7 separate regions of the Homo sapiens genome follow, and all the other regions are linked to region 1. Evidence: chromatin contacts called from ENCODE Hi-C or POLR2A ChIA-PET data. All regions are on one chromosome and are shown on one strand. The core of a region is the stretch at or near the end of the contact, and the rest is flanking DNA. Distances in the headings are between cores, read along the strand shown.

Region 1 (3,352 bases), core at 464-2,963:
AACACCCAGTAAGTAAAATGTGCTATTATTTCTTAACTTTTTTACATTTCCAACTAAGAGAGATACAAATTGAAAACTCATCAACCTCCTAATGCATAAAGTTTACAAAACAAATGCACAAAGTTTAGAAACAAATGCACAAGACTGAATAAACAGTATGACCTAGATTTGGGGAAATAAAGAGACTAGACGGTAATATACCAAATGTTAGCAGATACAGCCGAGCGGTGAAATAAATGTGATTTTTTTTAAATGTTCTTCTTTATACTTTTTTATAATTTTCCAAATTTCCCCACAGTGAACATTACTTTTATATTTAAAAAACTCATTAAAAAATAAACCATATGGCATCTAATAAGGGTTCACTAAGAAGGGCTACGTTGTCGAAGTATTACCGGCATTAATCACCATTAAAGGGGTGAACACCTCTCACTTTCCACTATTAAAATGCTGCCGTTTAATGCCCTATTACTTTTCTGCTGCACCCTCAACGATGTATGAACTTCACTATCTCCTGCCATTTCATTTCTGCATACAACATGCTTTTAATTTTTTCTTCTTAAAATATGGTAAAAGTTCTCACTAATCCTCAATATTCCACTTTTTAAAATCTACCTCTAAATTTCGTCATAACACAATTAGGGGGAAAATTGTTTTGCCCACTAATTACAACTTCATTAGGGCACCATCCCTTTGGCTAGGGTAACGTGAAGGCCGGGTAAACTACACGTCCCACCATGCATTGCTGCCTTGTTCAGAGTAGGTCTCTACGGAAACAGGAAAAAAAAAAATTCTACAAGTCCCACCTGTTACTTCGTTTCTAAACACCTCCTGCACTTTCGGCTCCAACACCAAACAAAAACAAAAGCCTCGTGATCTCTCGTCTGCTCCGGGAGCCAGACAAACAGGGGGCCCGGGGTCACAGGCACGTCCGCTGTAACGGGTAAATTCTATCCAGCTCCAGCGCTCCCCTCTCCTTTCCGGGGCTGGATGCACGCACAAGCCTTCTCCTATCTGCATCCAATGGGGGCTCTCCAGCCGCACAAGGGAGAAGAACCGGTTACCGTGCAAGCACCACAGACTTCCCCGTGCCGGGGCGAGGGCTACCACAGAGCGGAGGTGATATCGGCTCGACCCCAAAAGACAGCCTCAAAACACTGAGAGGACTCGCCGCAGACGCCGAGGGACGCCACGGCCCCGCGGCTATCACGTTCCGCCGGGCGCCTCCATTCCCACAGGGATCGCAACCCCGACACTAACCGCCGCCCTCTCCGCGCGGTTTTGTGCCCCTTCAGCCGGGTCCCTGGGCCAGTGACCTCCCTTTCCCTGCGACTGGCGGGCGACAAGGGAACAAAATCCTCCCGGCCTTCCCCTTCGCTCCCTCCCCCTTACCGTCTTGGCGGCCTCCGCCCAGGTCCTGCCCTTCTTCCTACGTCCCTTTTCCCTCATGTCGGGTCTTGAACTGACTGGGAGGCTCCCGTGTCCGGGCTCCGGCCGCCCTCCCTGCCTGCTCTGCCCTGCGCTGCTTTTCCCGCGGTGCCGGGAAAGGTGGGAGAAAAGGGAAGTCAGACCGGGGGGGCACCCAAGCAGAGGAAGCGGCGGGGGTGGTGCGCGGGGGGGTCTATGGGGCGGCCGGTCCTCTTGCTGCCGTTGCCACTGCTACCGCCGCTGCCATATTGGGTTCTTACTGTACAGGCTGCCGCTACGGTCATGTGACCGCTCCCGCGCGGCCGTCACTACTGTACGCAGCCGGCCGCGCGAACGAGCGCGGGCGCGCCCCCGCCTCCCAAGCCCGGCCGCTGAGCTATCGAGCCGGCGGTCTGCGGTACCTCGCCACGCCCCCGCCCTTCCGGTCTCCGCCTCTCCGCAGGAGCATGCGCGCCAAGGAGGCCCCGGCAGTAGCTGTAGTCTGACGCCTGGCGCTCACACCTACAGCGAATATCTGCCTGCGGAAGCGGAACCTGTGCCATCCGGGAAAGCTTACTGAGCGGATCCCGCCTCTTGCGAGGCGCTGCACAGGCTGTGTAGACCTGGGGAGCTGAACTCTTCCCTCAGTGGGTGGCTCTGCCAACTATCACTTTAGATCAGCCCTGCGTTTGTGTTTTCTCATTTATTTGCATTTTTACAGAGGTTATCTTTTTGAAGATAGGCAACAATTCTCGTCTGCCTATTAACCCCATTCGATAGGCGAAGCAACTGAGATTGAGTGACTTGCCAAGCTCATAAGTCTGGGATGTAGAGAAACCAAAAATCAAATTGCCAGCTCAGAGCCCTTTCCATCTCCCCAGAATGCCTCAAACTTAGGTGACTTTGTTTTTAAGGCCACCAGTAACTGCATCCATGCTTTTACATGTGAAGCTACTCATCAATGACAGAAATGGTGTCTTCTTTATTTCGGTGAGCTCAGTCCCTAGCATAGTGCCTGTACATATCAGGCGCCCAGTAAATATTTGCTGAATGATTCACCTATTTCTGTGGTCAGAGACCATTATTTGTAGTATCCGTAACAGCTTTCTGAAAGATCCAGAATGTGGCATCTTCTCTTACATCATCTACACCTTGATACCTTGCAAAGTAAGAAGAATGTAGTAACAACTGCTGATCTCCCAAATCCACCTGCTTCCAGAAGCTGCTTCCAAACAATCCAGTAAACTTACTATAGTGTGAAATAGGACTGAGGATTGGATTGCCTCTTGGGAGGAAAGACAGGTGAGAGCAATACTTAAAGTTTATGGATGCGTTTCAGAAATTCATGGACTCCCTAAAATTATGAACTATATTTTGTGTGTTATATGTGAATTTTTTAAGAGGATTCATAACTTTTCCTCCATTTTTCAAAAAGGATCTGTTGTGCAAAAAAAAAAGAGAAAAAGATATTAAAGGGAGTTTGAGAGGCCATCTAGAAGTATCTAGATACTTCCTTATATTTCCGTTCAGTCATGGATCAAACAGCCTATTTCAGCAATTGATATGGATATATTTTCCCAAATGTCTTTGGTAATTCATAGCCTTATGCATTACACAGGTAGTATGTACCACCTCCCTCCAAAGCTTATGTCTGTAGTCTAAGAAGGCCTTCTCGCCAGGTGCGGTGGCTCACGCCTGTAATCCCAGCATTTTGGGAGGCTGAGGTGGTCAGATCACTTGAGGCCAAGAGTTCAAGACAAGCCTGGCCAACATGGAGAAACCCCATCTCTACTAAAAATACAAAAATTAGCTGGGCCTGGTGGCATGCGCCTGTAATCCCAGCTACTTGGGAGGCTGAGGCAGGAGAATCGCTTGAACCTGGGAGGCAGAGGTTGCAGTGAGCCCAGAGATCGCGCCATTACACTCCAGCCTGGGCAACAGAGCA
Region 2 (3,352 bases), core at 558-3,057, 1.9 Mb before region 1:
CTCAAACTTCCTGATTTCTATACAGCTACTATACAGCTGTATACAGCTACTATACAGCTACAGTAATCAAAATAGTATGGTACTAGCATAAAGATAAGATACATAATCAATGGAATAGAATTGAGAGTACAGAAATAAATTTATACATCCATGGTCAATTGATTTTTGACAAGGGAAGAATCCTCTCTTCATTAAATGGTGCTGGGACCAAAAAATCGGAAGAGCTCTCACAGAATGGTCAAAGAAAAGTCTCTTTGCCTAATGGGATCAATTTAACTCCTTATTGTGCTTCAACAGACACGGTCTCATGAGCAGTGAGATTTGAACTCACCACAGGCTCCCAAAATCACTGAACAGGAGATGAGGGAGGTGGTGGTGGGGGGAACGGCATGGGCCTGTAGGTGAGGATCAATCTCAATCTGAGTCCCCGCACTAAAGACTTACAAATAAATCCCGATTTAGGCAAACCGAGACTTTATTCGGAAAGGATTATTGCAACAGGGGGGAAAAGGACTATTGCAATAAGGGTGGAGAACTATTGCAATAGGAAGAAGGACTGTTGCAATTGGGAGAATGCTGGACTATAAAATAAAAAACAAATCTGGATATACGTAAGGAGAGAGTTCAGTGGAAGAGATCCAAGAAAAGGGAAAGAAACTATTGCAACTGAGAGTGGGGATTGGGGGAGGCTACAGCAACCGGGAGAACTCTCCAACCATGAGATCTGCAGCGATCTCCTGGGTCAGGCAGAAAAGGGCTTTCCTTTTACAGAGATGAGTGAACAGGGCTAGAAAGACCCGGGTGTGGGGAAGTGGGGAGAAGACTGGAGGTGGCAGCGATGAGACTATACAGAGACTGTTTCCCTGGGGTCCGTCTATTTTCAGGCGGTGGATGAGGAGGGCTGCTCGCTGGCTGCGGCTGAGGCTCGGTCACCGTGTAGAGAGGCCCAGGGAGAGCTGCTTCACTCAAGTCCTGTCAAGTCAAGGCAGCCGGGATTTGTCCACATCGTGAGTACAGGCAGGTCAGCTAACTATTTGCGAGGCGAAGAACTGGAATTTAGAGGGTCTGGGCCTGACCTTGTCACAGCTAACGACGGGGGCATCCTTGAGTCCTGACAAAGTCACATGCGGAAGGGCGGTTGCGTGTAGTAAGTCCTTTTAGGAACACAAAGGGGCCGGGCGCGGTGGCTCACGCCTGTAATCCCAGCACATTGGGAGACCAAGGCGGGCGGATCACCTGAGGTCAGGAGTTCAAGACCAGCCTGGCCAACATGGTGAAACCCCGTCTCTACTAAAAATACAAAAATTAGCCGGGCGTGCTGGCAGGCGCCTGTAATCCCAGCTACTCCGGAGGCTGAGGCAGGAGAATCGCTCGAATCCGGGAGGCGGAGGTTGCGGTGAGCCAAGATCGCGCCATTGTATTCCAACCTGGGGGACAAGAGCGAGATTTAGTCTCAAAAAAAAAAAAAAAAAAAGGTGGGTGGGGGTTTCTTCAACTTCGTTGTCCACAGGGCTCAGGTCAAGTTCAACATTGTCAGAATGCAGGGATGTCTCTCCATGGTTTCTGAGGCTGAGGAGGTACCCAGGTAAGCACACTCTGGGTTCTCTGGTGAGCACACACCGAGCTGCCTGCATCTCCCCTACCCATGAAGGCAGCTAGCCGCCGGGCCAGTGGTGGGAAGGGGAGGCGGCCATTAGCGCCGTTCCCGCCGGGACTTGAAGCGCCCGGCCGCGGCAAGCCCCGCCCTCGGCGCGCCCCCGCGTCCGCGCGCGCTCCTCGGGTCTGCGCGGAGCCGGCGTCGGCGCGCGCTTGGGCGCCTGGCGAAGACCGAGAGAGGCTGGCGGGATCTCAGCGGCGCGGCCGCGGAACCTGAGGCGGTCTGGGGCGGCGGCGCTCCGGCTCTGAAGGGCTCCAGCCAAACGGAGCCCGCGGCCAAACGGTGCCTGCGGTGCCTGAGCTGAGTGAGGCCGAGGCCGGGAGGCCGTGCCCGGAGGTGAGCGTCCCGGGGCCGCGCCGCGTCCGGCGGGGTGAGGGCGGGGCGGGGCGGTCGCCTGCCGGCTGGGGCCGAGGGGTCGCGGCCTGTGGCTTGGCCGCCGCGGATCGTCGGTGTCGGGGGGAGTCTCGCTCCGGAGGGCCGCGTGTTTGCGACTCGGGAAGGGGCGCCGGCGGCGGAGCCCGAGCCAGGGTCCCGCCCAGCCCAGGTGAGCGGCGACCCCGAGCCCCTGACTCGCCTGCGGCTTGACTTGCGAGCTAGCTGAAGGCACAGCTCCTGGTTCTCTCGCAGGGCGTTCCGAAACTTACAGTTATGCGCAACACAATGTTTCTATTTTCAAAGGCGAACGCTGCACGATCGCAGTCCAGTGATACAAAGTATGCCTATTAGTGACTTCACCCGACTCCCACCACTCACTTTCTCTGATGTTTTGAAGGCCTGGTGTTCGCTGATTTCACGTTTCCTTAATTTCTTCTTTGTGCCTTTTTTTTTTCCTTTTCGCTGCCAGTAATAAAAGAGTTTATTACTTGTCAGCAATGATGAATGTTCGTGTGGCATCCAGCGTTGAGTTCCTATGTACGTAATTTGAGATAAGTAAAGATAGGAAACTGCTGATTTGTTTTGATGCGAATGCAGAAAATAATGTGGTAGTATGAAGTCTGGCCGGTTGCAGTTTGTTTTTAGGGGGGAAACTTTAAAAGTTCATGTTGTGTCTTCTTTCTAAATATGCTGAAAGTCGGATTTATTTAAAAGGCAATTAAATTCAGTGAATACAGAGTATCTTTTTATAACACTAATGTTAGTGCTAGGCACTGGCGGAGTCCAAAAATGTGTAAAAAATGTGTGCAGGAGGGAGTGGTTAAGCACACTAATGATATGAGGCTGACTGCAGTCCAGTGTTAATGGAAGCTCACACTTACTGAGCAGTTGTTTTCAGCTGGGCACTGTGGAGGGTACTTTACTTGCATTTTAATTTAATAATGTATAATAATTAGCATACACTTGATTTAATTTTTTTCATTCAAAAAAATTTTAGTACCTACTGTGTACTGAATGCTAAGGATACAATAGTGACAATTACAGACTCTGCCTTTAGACTCTACAGTGTCATTGGGCAAAACAGATATTAAGCAAATAATCAGGGCCCGGAGCGATGGCTCACGCCTGTAATCCCAGCACTTTGAAAGGCTGAGGTGGGCAGATCACCTGAGGTCAGCAGTTCTAGACCAGCCTGGCTAACATGGTGAAACCCCGTCTCTCTCTACTAAAAATACAGAAATTAGCTGGGCGTGATGGGGGGCGTCTGTAATCCCAGCTACTCAGAAAAACTGAGGCAGGAGAATAGCTTGAGCCGGCGAG
Region 3 (3,352 bases), core at 593-3,092, 1.8 Mb before region 1:
CGAGTTTGCGCCACTGCACTCCAGCCTGGGTGACAGAGCAAGACTCCATCTCAAAAAAAAAAAAAAAAAAAAGAGAGAGAGAGAGGAAGGAAGGAAGGAAGGAAGGAAGGGGGAGGGGGAGGGAAGGAAGAAAGGAAAGGAAGGGCAGGCACAGTGGCTAACACCTGTAATCCCAGCACTTTGGGAGGCTGAGGTGGGAGGATCACTTGATGCCAGTATTTCAAGACCAGCCTAGGCAACACAGGGAGACCCCAATTCTACAGAAAAATTTTTAAAAATGAGGTGGGTGCTCACTTTGGCAGCACATATACTAAGACTGAAATGATACAGAGCGTAGCATGGCCCCTGCACAGGGATGACTTGCAAATTTGTGAAGCGTTCCATAAAAAAGGAAAATAAAAAATAATAAAAATAAAAATAAAAATTAGCTGGGTGCAGCGTCCCACACCTGCAGTCCTAGTTACTATGGAGGCTGAGAGGATTTGAGCTCAGGAGTTCAAGGTTACAGTAAGCTATGATCACACCACTGCATTCCAGCCTGGGTGACAGAGTGAGACCCTGTTGGGGAGGTGGGGGTGGGGGCAGTAGGGGAGGAACGTGTGTAGTATGTGACAAATTGAAATTAACATGTGCTTCATGTAAGATGTCTACATGGTACCAATGTACCTTAGGCAGTCAGAGGTAAGGATTTGGAAATCACTGACATAGGGTTAATCATTAAAGTCAAGGTAGTGGAGAACCTCACTGTATAAGATCAGAGGGCCAGGAGGACCAAGGTTTAAATGCTCTTCAGGCATTCCCCAACGCTACTGATTTTGCCTGAAACTAATTGTATACCTATTGTTTCACAATCTCCAGAGTATAAGTTTTTTGGAGAACATGAAATCAAGAACCCTGGGTGTTTTAGGAGGGAAAAGACCACTGTATTAGTTCAGGTCTCCGGAGAGGTGGTCAGAAAACTAAGAGCCGGTGCTCAGTATATAACCATTTAATTCTGTTTTTCATCTTCTTTAAAGACAACTCATGACGAGAATCAAGGGATTCAGGTGAACTGGCATTTCCAGCAGGTTTAAACAAAAGTACATCCCTCCCCCAACTTGTTTTCCAAGTTTATTGTATTTCCACTATAAAATGATTTCAAGTTCTTTACACTTATTTGGAAACAAAAATCATACACAAGAAAAAAATTAAGAAGAGTTAACGAAAAAACATTCATCCAAAGAAAATTATGACTAATCCCTCTAGACTCTTCTATGCATAGTTTGGCTGTCAAACTTTTTCAGTTATACTGTGCAACTTTGTATCACGGTTTTCATCTAACATTATATATTAGCATTTCCCTATGTTATTTAAAAGTTTAATAAATTAGTTTTAGAGGCCACTTCACATACACTCAGTGAAGTGACATAATGTACTGAACTGCTCCTAGCTGTACCCAACTTTATCCCGCTACCCGCTATAAATAAAGCTCGGACCGAGGTCTTAAGGCTTAAAGCATTTCCTGACTTTGGATGACTTCCTTGGGACATATTCCCAGGAGTGTTATTCACGAGTCACGGTCATAATCCCTCATTTACACCCACCCCTAGCTCGATCCTCATCCCGCGACCCCTCACACGCGGCCCGCCCCATTCTCCTCATCCTCTCTGCACGCCTGAATCTCCTCCTTCCCGCCCCCTACCCACCAAGAGCCGATCCACTTCCCTCCTGACCCCCTACAGCCTCCCCACACCCGCCAGGCCCGGCAGCAGTGGAGATGAAATACCTTAGGTCTCACTGCCTCACAAAAACACCAATCTCTCTGTGGCCGCCCAACATCACGCCGCCGCACATAAGAAGTTCTGGGCAGCCACCGGAAGCACCGGCCCTCAGTCCTCTGATAGGTGGGCGGTGATATCGGTCCTCTGATAGGTGGGTGGTCCTCTGATAGGATAGGCACGCTCCGAGATGGCCCCGTCTATTGGCTTTTGAATATGCACATTAGCAGAGGGTTCGTCCCACTGGCCAATAAGCTCTGGCTCTGCCGCACGGATCGCTGGGAGTGGTAGTCCCCGTAAAACCACCGACCGCAAGCCCGCCACATTTTCCCTCCCTTAAGCACTTGAGCTCTTTCCCCACTTCTCGTCGGTTCTCTTGTCTAAGGAGTCCAGGAGCCCTAGGATCACCACGGCTTTTTAACCTTCTTTAAAATCTGATAAAATCTCTCAGGAAAATGTTCTTATCTGTACACAAAATACTGTGCATTGAGCTGAAGCCGCTGCATGGGCCTGTCCCAGCTACAAATCCCTGTTCTACCCCGACCCTAAGCGTGCCTGCTCTGGCCGCAGCCTATGGATTTAGTGCGTCCCTTAGGCTTCTTCAGACCTATGAGGAATTCCAGGTCCTGACCCTCACAGTACAGTCGACAATCATCTTTCTTTAACAACACAGCCAGAACACCTTCAGGGATGCAGACAACCTCATCTGGGACCTAAGCATCCGGGAGAGTGGGGATGAGGAAATGGAGGAAGAACACCCTTGGGGCTCATTCTGGACCAGTTTGCCAGGCTTTTCTCCCCATGCCTATCTTCCAGTGCCACTCAGGAGAATCATATCTTCACATCAGTTTTTATGTTTTTCTTTTTCTTTTCTTTTCTTTTTTTAAAAATAAAGATGGCATGCCTGTAATCCCAGCACTTTGGGAGGCTGAGGCGGGCGGATAACCTGAGGTCGGGAGTTCGAGACCAGCCTGGCCAACATGGTGAAACCCTGTCTCTACTAAAAATTTAAAAATTAGCCGAACGCTGGTGTCTCACGCCTGTAATCCCAGCTACTTGGGAGACTGAGGCACGAGAATCGCTTGAACCTGGGAGGCGGAGGTTGCAGTGAGCCGAGATTGTGCCACTGCACTCCATCCTGGCGACAGAGTGAAGATTCTGTCTCAAAAAAAAAAAAAAAAAAAAGGAGAGAGAGAGAGACGGGATCTCGCTATGTTACCCAGGCTGGTCTTGAACTTCTAGGCTCAAGCAATCCTCCTGCCTCGGTCTCCTACAGTGTTGAGATTACAGGTGTGAGCCATTGTTCCAAAAATTGATATACTTGGCCTCACATCAATTTTTGGAACAATGCAGGTAATAATGAGGGGGAAAAAATTTTAAAAGTCCCAATTACCCTTTAAACAAATATTACCTCCTCCAAAAAATATTTTTCTAGATTCCTGAATGTATTTTTTGGTGGAGGAGGAACTCAAAGTAGAATTCATTTACATATTCATTCATTCATTCCACAGCACTAATCACTCCATGCAGTAACTGTGTGTCCCCGTCCCTCTCAGACTTAGTACCTGGAAGACAGCCAACCTGTCTTAATTCTA
Region 4 (3,352 bases), core at 453-2,952, 1.4 Mb before region 1:
TCAAAAAGGAGGAGTTAGCAGTATCACGTGCTGTAGAAAGGCCACACGACAGTAGGACTGAAGTGGCCACTAGATTTGGCCTTCAGCACTTACTAGAGTCTAGTGGAGACAGGAGTACCTTGCACAAGTGGCTCATTTGTTGGCACCAGAGGCTAGAACAAGGCACTTTCACACAGTCTGCATTGGACTAGATTGGGAAGTAGGCCCTACATTAGGGGACGAAACTCATGAGTGCCCGGGTATTTTCAGCTATTATTGGGGATAGGGACTCTGCGGGTGGCTAGAGGTACTGCTAAGCCAGAGCTCAGGAGATGCACCTAGGGCCCCAGTAGTAGGTCTCCGATAAGAATCAGGGGAATGAATATATAAATGAATGAATATATGAATGCATGTGGGGGTGTGGTCTAGCGATTACTTTATGAGCGTGACAAGGATAGGAAGAGGATGGTGAAAGCATACAGTAGTACCTGCCTGTGAAAGAAGCTGCCCGTCGACTCAGAGAGCTGCCACGGAGATTGGTGTTTTCAAGGCTGTCAGGTTCCCCAGTTGGGAGAAGGGTGGGAAGGGCTTAAGGATTTACAGAGATTGATTTAGGGGAGAACACACAGGAAGCGAAACAGCAGGAAACGCCGGGAGACAGCAGCAGCAGGACAGGATTGAGGAAGGGTAAGAGTGCGAAATGGGGTAAGAATAAAAGAAAGGAATGGACAGATGTATGCTTTACAAGGCACTTCCACGGCGAGTGACTCATTCATGCTTAGGACAACCCAGGGAGAGACATAGGTATATATTGCATTGCCAGCCTTTGGAATGCGGGATGCGGTCCAGATAAGGCCATCGCAGCTCAGAGAGGCTGTTCAGCCGCTGTTCGATTCCTCTGGTGACAAGAACACTCTACTTTTGGAAGTAGCACTTCTATTAGAGAAGTTAAAAAAAAAAAAAAAAGAAAAGGGAGATAAGAAGAAAGGTGTGGGCCCCTTGAGGGGAAAGATCTGTGAATGACAGACATTTTAGATAATTCATGGAATTGCAGAGCCAGAACGGGTCAGGCAGATCTTTTCATCTGTAAAACGAAGGGGGCAGACGATCTTCCTTTTCTCTTGTCTAATAGCCTGTGAAATCATCTAGGCAACCACCTCCCAATTTTACAGAATAAAAAACGAGGCCCGCGGGATATGTCTCGCTCAAAGTAACAGAACGCCCGAGTGGAGGGACAGGCCCGGAGCCGACTCCGCCCCGTCCGCAGGGCCTCTCGCCGCTCCGACACCTTCCCAGAAAGATAAAGAACAGCGGGAGGCGGCAGGCCCGGCGGCCTAGCTGCGAGCGCCCTGGTGTTCGAGGCCGCTTCCCGGCAGCAGTGGGAGGAACGCCCCGAGGGGAGGGCAGGAGAGGGGCGGGGAGGAGTTGAGACGGGCGGGGAAGAGTTCGGGCCTCCTTTCCCACACTTCGTTAGGACGCCGGCTGGGGCGGGCCGGCAGAGGGCGCGGGGCGGTTCCTCGCTCGGCGGGCCCGGCAGGCCCGGCGGGCTGGGGGCGCGCTGTCCCGGGCGCACTGTCGGAGCTCGCGGGCACCGGGTCGCGGCGGCCCGGGCGGCCGGAGCCGGCAGGGGAAGTGCGGCGGGCGGGCAGGCGGGCGGCCGGGAACGGGCGGGGCGGGGCGGGGCGCGAAGGGGGCGGTGCCGCGAGCGGGGGGCGGTGGCGGCGGCGGCGGTGGCGGCCGAGGAGGAGAACATGGCGGCCGCGGAGAGCGGCTGAAATGCCTGTTCTTCAGGCCGGGCGAGCGGGAGTCTGACGCGATTTGCTGAGCTCTGTCCTCCGACGGCTGCCTCGCGGCCTTGAGGGCCTCCGCCGCCTGTTCGCTGCTGCTCCCTCGAGCGGAGCCTGCGTCAGGTTCCCTCTGCATCCCCCTGCGGGGGGACCCCTGCTCCGGAGGAGGGGGCCGGAGAGCCGCGGCGCCGGGCCCGAGGAGCGGCGGAGGCCGGGGCGGCGCCGCCGCCACGGTCGCGGACGAGTGCGGCGCCGGTGAGCGGGGCCCAGAGGCGGCGGCGGCAGGTGAGTGGCGGGCTGCGGGTGCGGAGCCTCCCGGTGGGTGCAGCTGTCACGAGCCGCGCGGCCGCGGAGGCCCTAGGGGGCGGGGAGCAGCTGGCGCCCCTCCGCCCCCTGCTCTCCTTTCTCCCGCTCCATCCTCCTCCCACTTCCCCGAGTTCCCCTCGCGGCCCGGCGCGGCTGGAGGGGGCGGAGGTCGCAGCTGTCACGGGCACCAGCTGGGGGCTGCTCCCCGCCGGGGGAAATCGCTGCAGCAGCGACTTCTCTCCGCCTCTTTTCCAGTTGCCCTAGTTAGCGCGGAGAGGGCGAGCATCCGCGGAGGGGGTGCGAGCTGCGCGGCCGCCTGCCCGGCGTGGGGAGCGGGCGCCCCGGGCCGCCGCCGAGAGGGGGAGCCGGAAGTCGGCGCGGGCGCCCCTCGGCCCCGACGACGCCGTGACCTTGGCCGGCCCGCTCACCTCTCGGAATCTCGCCTGCCGGGACCGCGAAATGGGGGCGACCGCGGCGTCCCTCTCCGTCGGCGCAGCCCTCGACGGCGCTTGGGTTTGACCCCGGCGCGCTTGCTCGCCCCTTCTCCCGAGAAGGGGTTTCGGAGGTAGACATGGGATGGATACTGGACATGTTCCTGTCGCGGCCCGGGTTTGGTCCCCTTCCTGGGATTCAGCCGAAAGGGCCGAGGAAGGGAAGCAAACATGTTGACGAGGCGATTGGGAGGTGGGGTTGGTTAGTGGGCAGTGACAGAATTCGGGCCGCTCTCTAGTCCCTTGTAAAAGACCTGAAAAAATCGGACACCCAGGGTCTCCAGTCCTTACTACCCAGCTGTGGTGGCTGCTTTTTTATTTTATTTAAAAGCAGTTACCCCCATGGGTAGACACTGCCCAGTCTGACGACGTTAGAGGGAGACGGAGGGGTTGACAATACAGCCTGTGTGTGTGTGACAAGGACAGGCCACGGTGTTGTGTCCGGAGAGTTTCATGGGGAGGAAAACTTTAAGCTGGAGGATCTGTTAGCCTCTCATGCTTGGCCCTCCTCGTTTCTTGTAGAGGTGTTGAACAGGCAGGTGTCCTTGTGCAGAAGGTGACATTTTTTCTTCGGAGACGGTGAGTTTTTAATGTCGAGTGTGATGTTGGTGAGTAAAGGGTTCTTGAGTGAATTGCAGTCCCAGCACCCTCTGTGGATGCCAAGAGGAATCTCTGTGGCGATGATTTGTGAGGGCTGGTGCTTACATTTCAGTGATTAAGAAATCAAGTGTCTGCTTAAAACATTACTGCCGTGAAGCGTAGATTATATGATACAGTTGAGGGATGGAT
Region 5 (3,352 bases), core at 624-3,123, 1.3 Mb after region 1:
TAACATGCCAAGGCACAAACAGCAGATTGTGGGACCCCCCCCCCTTTTTTTTTGGAGACGGAGTCTCGCTCTGTCGCCCAGGCTGGAGTGCAGTGACACGATCTCGGCTCACTGCAACCTCCACCTCCTGGGTTCAAGTGATTCTTCTGCCTCAGCCTCCTGAGTAGCTGGGACTACAGGCATGTGCTACCGCGCCCAGCTAATTTTTTTTTTTTTTTTTTGTATTTTTAGTAGAGACGAGATTTCACCATATTGGCCAGGCTGGTCTCAAAACTCCTGACATGACGATCCACCTGCCTTGGCGGATCGGTGGCCTGGCCACCGCGCCAGGCCAAGTTCAGGTTTTTAAAAGGGGTCCCACATCACTGCCTGTAATCCCAGCACTTTGGGAGGCCGAGGCGGGCAGATCACGAGGTCAGGAGATCGAGACCATCCTGGCTAACACGGTGAAACCCCGTCTCTACTAAAAAATACAAAAAATTAGCCAGGCGTGGTGGCAGGCGCCTGTAGTCCCAGCTACTCGGGAGGTTGAGGCAGGAGAATGGCGTGAACCCGCGAGGCGGAGCTTGCAGTGAGCCGAGATCGCGCCACTGCACTCCAGCCTGGGCGACAGAGCGAGACTCCGTCTCAAAATAAAAATAAAAATAAAAATAAAAACCTGAACTCACTTTGGTCACACACTGCAGTGGATCGCATTGACTCCTACAAAAGGCAATGAGACCACTGCAGGACTAACTGTTCCAAAAAGATTCCCTCAAAATCTGTCCTGGGGCCTATAATTCCTCAAGGTGTGAAAGGCTTTGGGGGCCCTCCTTAAAATGCTAATAGCTACTAACACCTTAGAAAATTTGCCAGCCAGCTAAACGTAAACCTTTCAGGAACTTCCAGGCAGACACCATGGGGGTAATGTGGAAGGGAAGCCTGGCTCGGCTACTCGAGATGATCACTTGGGTCGGCTTTAAGGAGCTTTCTGGCTGGCCCTAACCAACACTGTCGCGCCGGGAGCAGGGATCCCCTGGCGCCCTTCAGTCAGGGCGCTGGCCCACCCTGGGGCAGCAACGCACTCCCTTACCTCCGTGGTTCAGTCAGAGCTAGGAAGGTCCCTTTGTGCTTCCTGAGATCAACATCGCTCCCTTTTCCTGGGAAGGCAAAGAAAATGAGTTAGGGAAGCGTCTATCCCGCTCCTACCTCCTCGCCAGGCTCCGGGACGCTATGCGCTATCAGCATTGAGGTGAAGAGGACTAGGTGCCCGGGGCGATCCAGGCTCGTGTCCTCCCGCTGGAGTTTGAGGTTTGCCCTTCCCTCATCACCCTCACCCTCGTTCTTTCTCGGTTTCCCGCTTCCCTCTACGCGGCGGAGACCACCACCTTACCGCTCGCACTTAAGATCTCAGACCCACGCCGGAGGCCGGCTCGCTCCGCCCCTCCCCGCCCCCTTGTCCCCGCCCCGGCTCAGACGCCGCTCCCCGGTGCCTCTCGGCACCGGCTCACGCTCTCCAGGCCCACCTGCCCGGTCTCCACACGTGGGTAGCCAGAGCCCGGCCGAGAGCCCTGGCCGGGAGCCCGCGGGGGCCCCGCCCCCTGCCCGCCCCCTGCCCGCCCCGCTCGCCGTGCCGCCATGTTTACTGAGGGCGGATGGAGGGGCCCGAGTTTCTGCGAAGCCGCGACCTCGGCGTCCGGACGCGGGGAACACCGGGCTGAGGGAGTCTGCAGTCGGCTCCGGGAAGCCGCGCGGCGACGGGGGAGGCCTTCACTAAAGGGGAAAAGGAAGAGGGGGTCGGCCAGTATCCCCGAAAGAGGGCTAGGGCGCATGAAGACCAGCGCAGAGCTCCACGAGCAGGAAAAGCCCCCAAGCAGCCCCAGGGCGACTGGACCGGGCCGCTTAGGCCACGCCCGGGGAAGAGGGCCTGACGCGCTGCGGGGCGGGGCCGCGGGGCCGGGTCGCGCGAGCAGCGGAGCACCAAGGGAACGGAAAATGGCGCCTCACGACCCGGGTAGTCTTACGACCCTGGTGCCCTGGGCTGCCGCCCTGCTCCTCGCTCTGGGCGTGGAAAGGGCTCTGGCGCTACCCGAGGTACAGAAGCAAGTTTGAGGTCGGGCTGAAGCAGGGTCGCTGGCCAGCCGTGCGTCGCGCTCGCCAGCGGCTCCCCCTTCTCCTCGGCGGGCCTGCGGTTCTGATTTCGTCCCTGACGCTTCCCGACCCTGCCCAGCCAGGTCCTGTTCCCAAGTACTCACGTCGTGCAGGCCTTCGGCGCCCCAGTCCTGCCGACTTTCAAAGACCTGTGAAACTTGATTTCGCCCCTTAATTTTAGAATAACTTTAAGTTCTTTCTACAGACGGGTCCTCTGCCTCTTGTGTAATCTCTCTACGCACGAACGCCATATATCGTGCGGTGGTAGGGCTGTACTTTTGTAATGCTTGATGAGTTCTTTACGTACCTGCGGTCGTTTTACACCGCGCCAAACTAGGGCTGTCAGATTGAGAAGTCTCTGCAGAAAGCATAATAAATAAGTTCGAATAGTGATCTTCAGAGATGAGGACCTTCCCTGTGCGATATCTGGTACTGAAAGTGTCGGGAGCTGATTCGGCGCAGGACTCTGGAGGAAGAGATGGCATCTCCTAGCCTAGCCTGTTACAAGGGTGGGACACGAGCCGTTTATCCATTTATCGGCCCCGTGTTAGAGGAATTCTGGAAACGTGTACTGGCAGTTAATTCTTGATCGCCGTTTGTTCTTTTCTTGGCTTTTCTTTCTGGAGTTCTAATGTTTCTTTCTCTTCTGCAGATATGCACCCAATGTCCAGGGAGCGTGCAAAATTTGTCAAAAGTGGCCTTTTATTGTAAAACGACACGAGAGCTAATGCTGCATGCCCGTTGCTGCCTGAATCAGAAGGGCACCATCTTGGGGTGAGGGGAAGACATCCCTAGATGCTGGATACAGGCCATTCCTTAGCCTGGCTGCTTTTATACCCTTATATTATTTAAAGAATCCACCTATTATGGTTTCAGCTGTAATCATCACGCAGATGTCTACCAAAACTAGATCTCTTTAGTGTCTTTTTTAACCTTTCCACACTCCAGGTACATACGGGTACCTCTAGCTTCCTATTAAGCATTTCCTACTGAGTGCACCCTAACTTCAAACTCAAAATGTTATGTTTTGCTTCCATTCTCTTCTTTCCTTCATCTACCTAAATACTTCTCTGTATTAAGCTTTTAGAAAACCAACATTTTCCATTATCACTCTCTTGCTTTAATACTATATTTAGTATTAAATTTTGTCTCAGGACAAAATTCAAACCATTAAGTACCATACTAGTCCCAACCCACTTTTCCAACATTATTTCCAATTACT
Region 6 (3,352 bases), core at 410-2,909, 1.2 Mb after region 1:
TCTCGCTCCACTTCTTTCACTTCCCAGCCCCTGGTTAGCAGAACAGAAGAGGAGGAGAGTTTTCACAGCCCTGATTCCTCTCTCTTTTCTGTTGCAGGCTGCCTCAGGCCAGGCCCCCACGGCCCCGCTCTGCCCCTGCCTTTTCTCCTATATCCTGTAGTCTATCTGACTCCCCATCCTGGAATTGTTACAGCAGGGGTCCCTTGGGCCAACCTGAGGTTTGTTTTGTCCCTAAATCTCCCCCACTGACTGTTTCTCCCCGGGTCTGATAATGCCTTTATGTTCAAGCCCAGGATATAGCCCCAAGATGGGGTAACAGTGGGAAATATGCTAGTTCCCCTCCAGGCCGCTGATTCCATGTGACAGCCGTTAAGTCCTTGGAATGCCAGCCACGCTGTCCAAGGCATTACAGAGTATCACCTTGAGACAGAACAAAACAGGGACCTGCCACCCCTTCCCTCCCTCCGCAGCACAAGATTTTGGGACCACAAAAAAAAGTCTATATTTTTATATTGGGGGGAGGGAGTAGAAAAGCAAGCCCCTATACTGGGCCCTATTCAGTGGCAGCTTCTTGTTCCATAGGATTAAGGAAGACTCTGAGGAAATAAAAGTTGTTTGGAAAAATCCAGGTGTAGTTGCTTTGTATGTTGTGATGGGTAGAAGGGATGAAGTGAAGTGTGAAGGCCCCTCATACCCTCCATCTTGCCTCAGACTATGTCCTGGAACCCTAGAAAAGAGGGGGAAAGACCTGAGGTAAGGAAAATGCTGCAGCTTTCCTCTGGGGAATCCTTCAGGAAGTAACGCCCATCCATGTTCCCTTTATACTTGTGACCCACACTTAAGGCTGGCTCCAAAGCCCCCCCTTCCTTCTCTATAGTTTGGGTCAGCAGCCAACCCCTGGCCTCAGAACATGGAAACAGAATTCTACATCTGTCACCCCCCTCACCAAAAAAAATCTGCCCAAATAAGGCCTAAACAACCTGGGGAAAATGAGGGCTATTTAAGAGCCCAAATCCTCATACTTGGATGGTTCCCTCGGTACCTTCGTTCCTACCGGTGTCAGTGCCTCCTTACAACTATACTCCCAACTTGGGCATCTACCTACTGGAGACTGTGAGGGTTAGGCAACCCACTCCCATTCTAGCAGGGAACAGGTTACGGGGAGAGGACAGCGCGCTCTCTCTCTACTCTGTGCAGACAAAGGGGCCCAGTTCTGGACTGTATCATGCTTGGCCCGACACTTTCTGATTGTAAGTTTCGAACCCTGCTAGCCCTGGCGCGGCCTCGCCACTCAGCTCTGGGGACTGGGCGCTACAGCCCCGGGCCGTTACCTGGGGCGGAGAAAGCGCCACTTTCATTCCTGCTTCTTGGGATTGTTGACGGCCACGTAGTGATAGAGAACGACAAGCAAGAAGAGCGACACGCCCAGCATGTTGGCGAAGATGGCGAGCTGCACGTCCGTGATCATCCTGCGGAGAAGAGAGGGGCTGAGCTGCGGGCTGGCGCACTCCTCGCCCTCGCAAGAACCCGTCCTCGCCCCACGGGCCAGCCACGGCCACGGCCACGGCGGGGCTGGCCCGTGGGACGGCCCCTGCGTGCCTCTGACCTGACCAGTCCGGCTCGGCTCCGACGCCACCAGCGAACAAGCCCGAAGTCAGAGACCTGGACCGGAACTTCGTAGCGCCAGCTCAGGCCCGAACAAGCCGCTTCCGGCGGGGGGCGCGGTCGGGACGGCCTCTCTAGCCCCGCCGTCTCGTCGGCTCCGCGCGGCGCGTTACGGCCGCGGCTGGGGCGGGGCCTCGGGCGCGGCTGCGGTGGGAGGTCCAGCCGTAGGGGGTGGGGCGGGGCTGCGGACGCGCGCCTGGGCCCGGCACCGCACAGCTGGCTGCAGCTGGCGTGGCTCGGGACGCGGCTAGCGAAGCCGTGGTGGCCGCCTCCCCGGAGCCGAGGAGTGGGCTGGGGCGAGGGTGCAGCGGCGGGGCCGGCGGGATACTCCAACCCCCTTCCGGCCCCGGCCCTCAGTACTGCTGCCCACCCTTCGCTTCCCGGCCCGGCCCAACCAGGTGCTTCCTTTGGGTCCTGCCCTCAGTGCCCTCTCCCTGGCCCGGACGGCGGGGACAGGGGTAGGAGGCGTTGTAGAATGGGGACAGGGCTGGTGCTGCCGGGTGCTCCTTTCTCCGGCGCCATCCTTTGTGACCCACATGCAACCAAGTAGAACCATCCTGCCTTTTGTGATCTGACCAGGTTCTGTCTTAGCCGGGCTCCCTCCCTCCACCCTACCCCCCGGAGGTGGGCGTCGGAAATAGGGCGGACCCTCCCGGAATCAAAACCCAAACCGTGGGACTTCGGCCAAGTGGGAAATCACCCCCCGGATGTGGGGGAGGGAGAAGGGGAGGAATGGAGAAGAGGAGGAAGGGCTGGGACAAGCAAGAGGGGTCCTGGGTTCAGGACAGATTAGGTCGCCGAAGAGAACGAAGAGCGGTGGCTGCGGGTAGCCGAGGGTCTCTGGCGAGGGGAGAGGCACCCTGGAACTCTCCAAGCCTCTGCCCAAGCCAGAGCTTTCTCCCCCCTCACTCCATGCTTTCTCTCAGCTTCACCATAAAAGGGAACGGCACTGAGCCAGGCCGGGGCCGGGGGCTGGGCTGTTGCTCTGGAGCTGTCAGGGGTAATGGAAGCCAGTTGCTTTGCGGTAGAGGGGGGCCAGGGCTCAGGGGAGGCCTCTGCTTCTCGGAGCCAAAGAAAACTCTACAGGAGATGCTATGGGCTTGGGACAGGGGACCAGTTTCCCGCCTGTGTGCACTGAGCTGGGGATGCACTATCCCAAAGTAGCCTTCCCGGGCCTGGGACCATCAACAGCTTGTCACCCAAGGGCTTCAGCCCCGTGGCTTCTAAACATAATCCCTGCCTTTAGTAGTCTGTAGTTCCCGTGGCCTCCCCGCACCTCACCACCAGCCCCCACTCAATATTTCCCAGAAGCTTGATATTTAGAAAGCCGAGTCCCCTCCACACAACACTGGTGAAACCCCAGACAGGTACTCCCTTATGCATCCCTCAGTAAGCGGTCTGTTTCCAGCTCCTCTCTGGGAGAGTAAGGGTCTAGGTCTTAAGGATTACACGTCATTATGCTTCATGTCTCCTGGAAATTTGAAGCAGATCCAAGTCCAACCAAACACTTAGGTCTACTGTTGAATCAGAACTAGCCCTCCCTTTTAAAAATAAGCTCTACCTTTAGGCCAGCCCTGGAAGTTAAACTTTCTAGACTGAAAATGACAGGAAAGCAAGCCTTGAAAGTGCTTAAAACCAATTGACCCAGGTGCATAGTATCCTAGACTATCAGAGCCGAAAGGGGCCT
Region 7 (3,352 bases), core at 625-3,124, 1.2 Mb after region 1:
GAACCCGTGGGGTCACTCCTTGACCCCACCCGGGACACCTAGACATCCACAGTGTCGGGGGAGGGGCCCCAGACCAGGCAGAAGACCCTTCCCCGGCCCTGGGGAACCCAAGATTTCCGAGAGTAAGCGGACCTGTGCAAAGACCCACAAGGGAGGCCAGTGGCCTGTGCTGGGCACTGTACAGCCGCCCCGACCCCGACCTCACGTGGGCCTCGGAGGCTGCAGGGACCTACCCGGCCGCGCGCCGCCCACCATCCCAGGTCTACCGCAGGGGAATCCCCCAGGCTTGCGAGCGCTTCCGAGGGCAGGAAAGCCTGTACTGCAGCCCCGCCGCCCTCTCCTGGCGCGTAGCCCTCTCCCCGAGCCCTCGGGCCACGCCGCCAGGCCCGCGATCCCAGGGCGGCCCGGGGGGTTCGGCACAGCCCGATAATGCGCCGCGCCGAAGCCTGCAGCACCCCGCGGTCGCCGTCTCTCTTGCACTGGTCAGGACGAATAGAGCCTGACAAAACCTGAGTTAATTGGCCGAGCGAATGTCGTTCGCGTCAGGAGAGCACGTCCGGAGAAGCCAAGGGAAATGTGGAGCAGGAGCAGCCAAAGTGGCCCATCGGCTCTCGAGCAGGGTTTGCGCGTCGCGGTCGCAAAGCCCCTGTGAGTGCAGGTACCGCGGCACAAGCGCTGCCCCGGAGCTCCAGGAGGCGGCGGCGGGCTCGGCGTTCGCGGTCCAGGAGAAACCACCGCGGGGTGTTGGGAACATTTTGTTAAAAAGCCGGGAAGCTCAGGGCCGGTGTGGCCTCCGTTCTGGCCTGAGAACCCGGACTTTGGGCAGCTTCTTTTCCTTGCCTTTGGGTCTCCGGCTTTCTCAGCTCTGTGAGGTCCCATGGGTCTCCTGCCCTGGCAGGTTCCTTCAGCTGGAGAAAGCGGGGGTCATGGCTGGATGAGGTTGCGGTAAGCATTAGAGGGCTATCAGCAGCATCTTATCGCAGCGGAGCCTTCGATAGCTCAGTTGGTAGAGCGGAGGACTGTAGTGGATAGGGCGTGGCAATCCTTAGGTCGCTGGTTCGATTCCGGCTCGAAGGACTTCGTCTGTAATTTTTAACCTCAATTTAATTCAATTATCCCATAAGGGGAAAGGCTTGGAGGCCTCCTGTGACTTAGCATTCGTACTGCCGTCAGTCCATAGGGAACACCGTAGTATGTAGTATACGGTAACGCTCTTTCTGCGTTCAATGTACATGTGGTAACGTGTTTTAGAATGTTTTCTGCTTAAGCACACGATTATATGCTTGATTTTTAGAATCTTGCACATGGATGCCACTGTATTGTACTCTGCTAAATAAATGTCCTGAACTGTGGTTGATCCACTGGTCAGTGAACAGTGCAGTGAACCTGTAAGGCAAAGGGAAAGAACTAAGCAGCAGGCGGGGGATTAGCTCAAATGGTAGAGCGCTCGCTTAGCATGCGAGAGGTAGCGGGATCGATGCCCGCATCCTCCACTCAGCTTTTGCGTCCGTCACACTACAGAACACAAAACGGGAGGGATTCCCGGCGCAGTGGGCTACGTGTTTCATTTTAGAGACACAAGACTGTTAAGCGATAAGGAGTTTCACACGATGTCTTTTTATTTCGCAGTTGAGTCCCAGTTTCTGCCGCTTTATCTTTCCCGCCTCCCGGCAGGCAGGCCGTTAACCGTCTTCCGGAAGACGCTGCTAGAACCCTCCGGCCGCTCCTGCCCGCCATCGTCCCCGAACGACACTCGCTCAGGTACCCACTAACGTGCGAGGAACCCTGAGAGCTGACCAATGGTAGCGAGCTTTACTGGGCGGGTCGCCAGCTGCAGCCACGGCCAATAGGCGAGAGACTTCTTGTTTCCTGGCAGAGCGGGGTCCCGGCACCGCGGCGCTCGGGTGTTTTTGGGGGCCCGGGTGGAGGGCCCGGGTGCCGGGGCCCAAGGTGCGGCCTCGCTAGCGGGAGAGGGAGCGGGATCACCGGCCCGGAGAGAGGTGAGGGGCTCTGCGCGGACTACGGGCCCCGCCAGCCCCGGCCCCGCCAGCCCCGGCCCCGCCCCCTTCTCTCAGCCCCTTGAGCCCGAGCCCCTCGAAGGCCACCCCGCACCCCGCTCCCGACCTGGCTTACGCGGTCCCGACCCCGCCCAGCTCCGTGGCCTCACCTCTGACTCCTAGGCCCTCCCTGCCTAATCCCCTGCCGCGGGAGCCCGTCTCGACCCCTTCCATGCCTCCCAGTCCCACCCTGCCCAGGGCAAGCCCGCTCGGTGTGACGGTTCCCCGCGAGTCGAGGGTGGAGAAGCCAGCCTCCTTCCCCCGAGTGGGACTCTAGCAGCCCACCTCTTTTAGGGGTGCTGAGAACACCCATTACTCATCCACAGCTACTAGGGTAGCTTTCTCAGGGTGCAGTGCTTACGGGGCGGAGGGGGATGGAAACAGACCCATGCCCTGGCTGGAAGGGAGCTCCAGTCGCTAGGTGAGCCCAGTAGCCTTTGGCTTGGCAGAGGCACCACTGTTATAGTTTTTCTCCATACTAGGCATAAGGTAGGAACAAAAAAGGAAGAACCAGCCCTTCCAGGGCTCAGGGGAGCAACACCAGAATGTCCGCTCAGTACTTGTGAGGACAGAGGCTGGAGAGAGGACTACCCATTTACACTCAGAACCTCGATTCCTCTCTCTGCTCTGTGCTGGAGAGTGCAGAGCCAGAGATCCAGAACGGCCCATCTCTAAAGGTGGCCATGTATGGTGGTGAGTGTATCTTGGCTAGGTTTGGAAAATCTGACCTCTCTGATTATATTCTCTAATCTTTGGGCTGCAAAGCAGCTGAGAGTTTAGTGTTTTTCAACATAGTTAAGCCACTGAGTTTTATTTGGGAACAGCCAAGCTAAAGTAAAATGGGGTCCCTTTAGGTCATTTACAACCCTTAGTGTTGGGGTACAGAATGCTGCTTTCTCTTGGCCTTTGCTGGAAGACCACTTCTATGTTTTCTAAGAGGGAGACAGCCTTTTGTTTCATAGGGCACTCCCTAAGAATAGCTCTTATTTATCAAGAGATACCCAGAAAACTCTTCGATTTGTCTTCCCTTTCCTCCTTAACCTAACCCTTGTTTTCCCCCAGCTCTCAGGGCCAGAGCGGGGCAGGAGGATGCTTTCCCAGCCCCACCATGGAGCTGCGCTGTGGGGGATTGCTGTTCAGTTCTCGCTTTGATTCAGGGAATCTAGCCCACGTGGAGAAGGTGGAATCTTTGTCCAGTGATGGGGAAGGGGTAGGAGGTGGGGCGTCAGCCCTGACCAGTGGCATTGCCTCTTCCCCTGACTATGAATTCAACGTGTGGACCCGACCAGACTGTG

The links. Hi-C counts contacts between places; a loop is a spot of excess contacts on that map. ChIA-PET counts read pairs that join two places held with the same protein, here RNA polymerase II (POLR2A). Pooled maps may share reads with other maps.
Region 2: a loop to region 1 is called in a map of B cell, with 29 times the contacts of the local background. The contact joins the promoter of UBXN2A here to the promoter of ASXL2 in region 1. A Hi-C loop is called at or near these places in 1 of 168 maps with a recorded cell type or tissue (B cell), 1 of 37 single-sample maps with no recorded cell type and 9 of 50 pooled maps. POLR2A ChIA-PET finds 5 or more read pairs at or near these places in 1 of 52 experiments (OCI-LY7).
Region 3: a map of B cell shows a loop between it and region 1 (32-fold over the local background). The contact joins the promoter of WDCP here to the promoter of ASXL2 in region 1. A Hi-C loop is called at or near these places in 2 of 168 maps with a recorded cell type or tissue (B cell and CD8-positive, alpha-beta T cell) and 6 of 50 pooled maps.
Region 4: a map of CD4-positive, alpha-beta T cell shows a loop between it and region 1 (4-fold over the local background). The contact joins the promoter of NCOA1 here to the promoter of ASXL2 in region 1. A Hi-C loop is called at or near these places in 2 of 168 maps with a recorded cell type or tissue (CD4-positive, alpha-beta T cell and naive thymus-derived CD4-positive, alpha-beta T cell), 1 of 37 single-sample maps with no recorded cell type and 7 of 50 pooled maps.
Region 5: a loop to region 1 is called in a map of CD4-positive, alpha-beta T cell, with 5 times the contacts of the local background. The contact joins the promoter of SLC5A6 here to the promoter of ASXL2 in region 1. A Hi-C loop is called at or near these places in 1 of 168 maps with a recorded cell type or tissue (CD4-positive, alpha-beta T cell), 1 of 37 single-sample maps with no recorded cell type and 12 of 50 pooled maps. POLR2A ChIA-PET finds 5 or more read pairs at or near these places in 1 of 52 experiments (common myeloid progenitor, CD34-positive).
Region 6: a loop to region 1 is called in a map of naive thymus-derived CD4-positive, alpha-beta T cell, with 10 times the contacts of the local background. The contact joins the promoter of OST4 here to the promoter of ASXL2 in region 1. A Hi-C loop is called at or near these places in 2 of 168 maps with a recorded cell type or tissue (B cell and naive thymus-derived CD4-positive, alpha-beta T cell) and 8 of 50 pooled maps.
Region 7: a loop to region 1 is called in a map of naive thymus-derived CD4-positive, alpha-beta T cell, with 14 times the contacts of the local background. The contact joins the promoter of AGBL5 here to the promoter of ASXL2 in region 1. A Hi-C loop is called at or near these places in 1 of 168 maps with a recorded cell type or tissue (naive thymus-derived CD4-positive, alpha-beta T cell), 3 of 37 single-sample maps with no recorded cell type and 8 of 50 pooled maps.

What each region holds. Positions count from the first base shown.
Region 1 is chr2:25,876,774-25,880,125 of GRCh38, forward strand. It overlaps ASXL2 (ASXL transcriptional regulator 2), which reads right to left and starts at 1,714. Exons shown (of 13, transcript NM_018263.6): 1 at 1,393-1,714. The coding sequence starts at 1,449. RefSeq lists an enhancer at 774-823 and a silencer at 1,734-1,893.
Region 2 is chr2:23,938,656-23,942,007 of GRCh38, forward strand. It overlaps UBXN2A (UBX domain protein 2A), which reads left to right and starts at 1,808. Exons shown (of 7, transcript NM_181713.4): 1 at 1,808-1,993. RefSeq lists silencers at 1,618-1,813, 1,675-1,774, 1,835-2,314 and an enhancer at 2,445-2,554.
Region 3 is chr2:24,045,549-24,048,900 of GRCh38, forward strand. WDCP (WD repeat and coiled coil containing) reads right to left here and starts at 1,843. Exons shown (of 4, transcript NM_025203.3): 1 at 1,766-1,843. It also overlaps a transcript of FKBP1B not described here and the pseudogene RNU6-370P.
Region 4 is chr2:24,489,552-24,492,903 of GRCh38, forward strand. NCOA1 (nuclear receptor coactivator 1) reads left to right here and starts at 1,703. Exons shown (of 23, transcript NM_003743.5): 1 at 1,703-2,051. RefSeq lists silencers at 1,356-1,695, 1,673-1,831, 1,986-2,475.
Region 5 is chr2:27,210,395-27,213,746 of GRCh38, forward strand. SLC5A6 (solute carrier family 5 member 6) reads right to left here and starts at 1,874. Exons shown (of 17, transcript NM_021095.4): 1 at 1,626-1,874; 2 at 1,073-1,139. ATRAID (all-trans retinoic acid induced differentiation factor) reads left to right here and starts at 1,647. Exons shown (of 7, transcript NM_001170795.4): 1 at 1,647-2,073; 2 at 2,783-2,904. The coding sequence starts at 1,975. RefSeq lists an enhancer at 1-528 and silencers at 1,311-1,630, 1,821-2,070.
Region 6 is chr2:27,069,995-27,073,346 of GRCh38, forward strand. It overlaps OST4 (oligosaccharyltransferase complex subunit 4, non-catalytic), which reads right to left and starts at 1,660. Exons shown (of 3, transcript NM_001134693.2): 1 at 1,607-1,660; 2 at 1,332-1,469; 3 at 478-727. The coding sequence starts at 1,468. The coding sequence ends at 1,355. AGBL5 (AGBL carboxypeptidase 5) reads left to right here. Exons shown (of 15, transcript NM_021831.6): 15 at 98-624. The coding sequence ends at 269. RefSeq lists enhancers at 1,139-1,378, 2,809-2,868 and a silencer at 1,429-2,128.
Region 7 is chr2:27,049,794-27,053,145 of GRCh38, forward strand. It overlaps AGBL5 (AGBL carboxypeptidase 5), which reads left to right and starts at 1,875. Exons shown (of 15, transcript NM_021831.6): 1 at 1,875-2,000; 2 at 3,120-3,352. The coding sequence starts at 3,166. It overlaps TRY-GTA2-1 (tRNA-Tyr (anticodon GTA) 2-1), which reads left to right and starts at 989; the gene lies at 989-1,077. TRA-AGC8-1 (tRNA-Ala (anticodon AGC) 8-1) reads left to right here and starts at 1,421; the gene lies at 1,421-1,493. It overlaps AGBL5-AS1 (AGBL5 antisense RNA 1), which reads right to left and starts at 471. Exons shown (of 2, transcript NR_046730.1): 1 at 387-471; 2 at 1-211. RefSeq lists silencers at 256-465, 1,168-1,462, 1,866-2,305, 2,326-2,375 and enhancers at 626-915, 1,086-1,315, 1,630-2,129.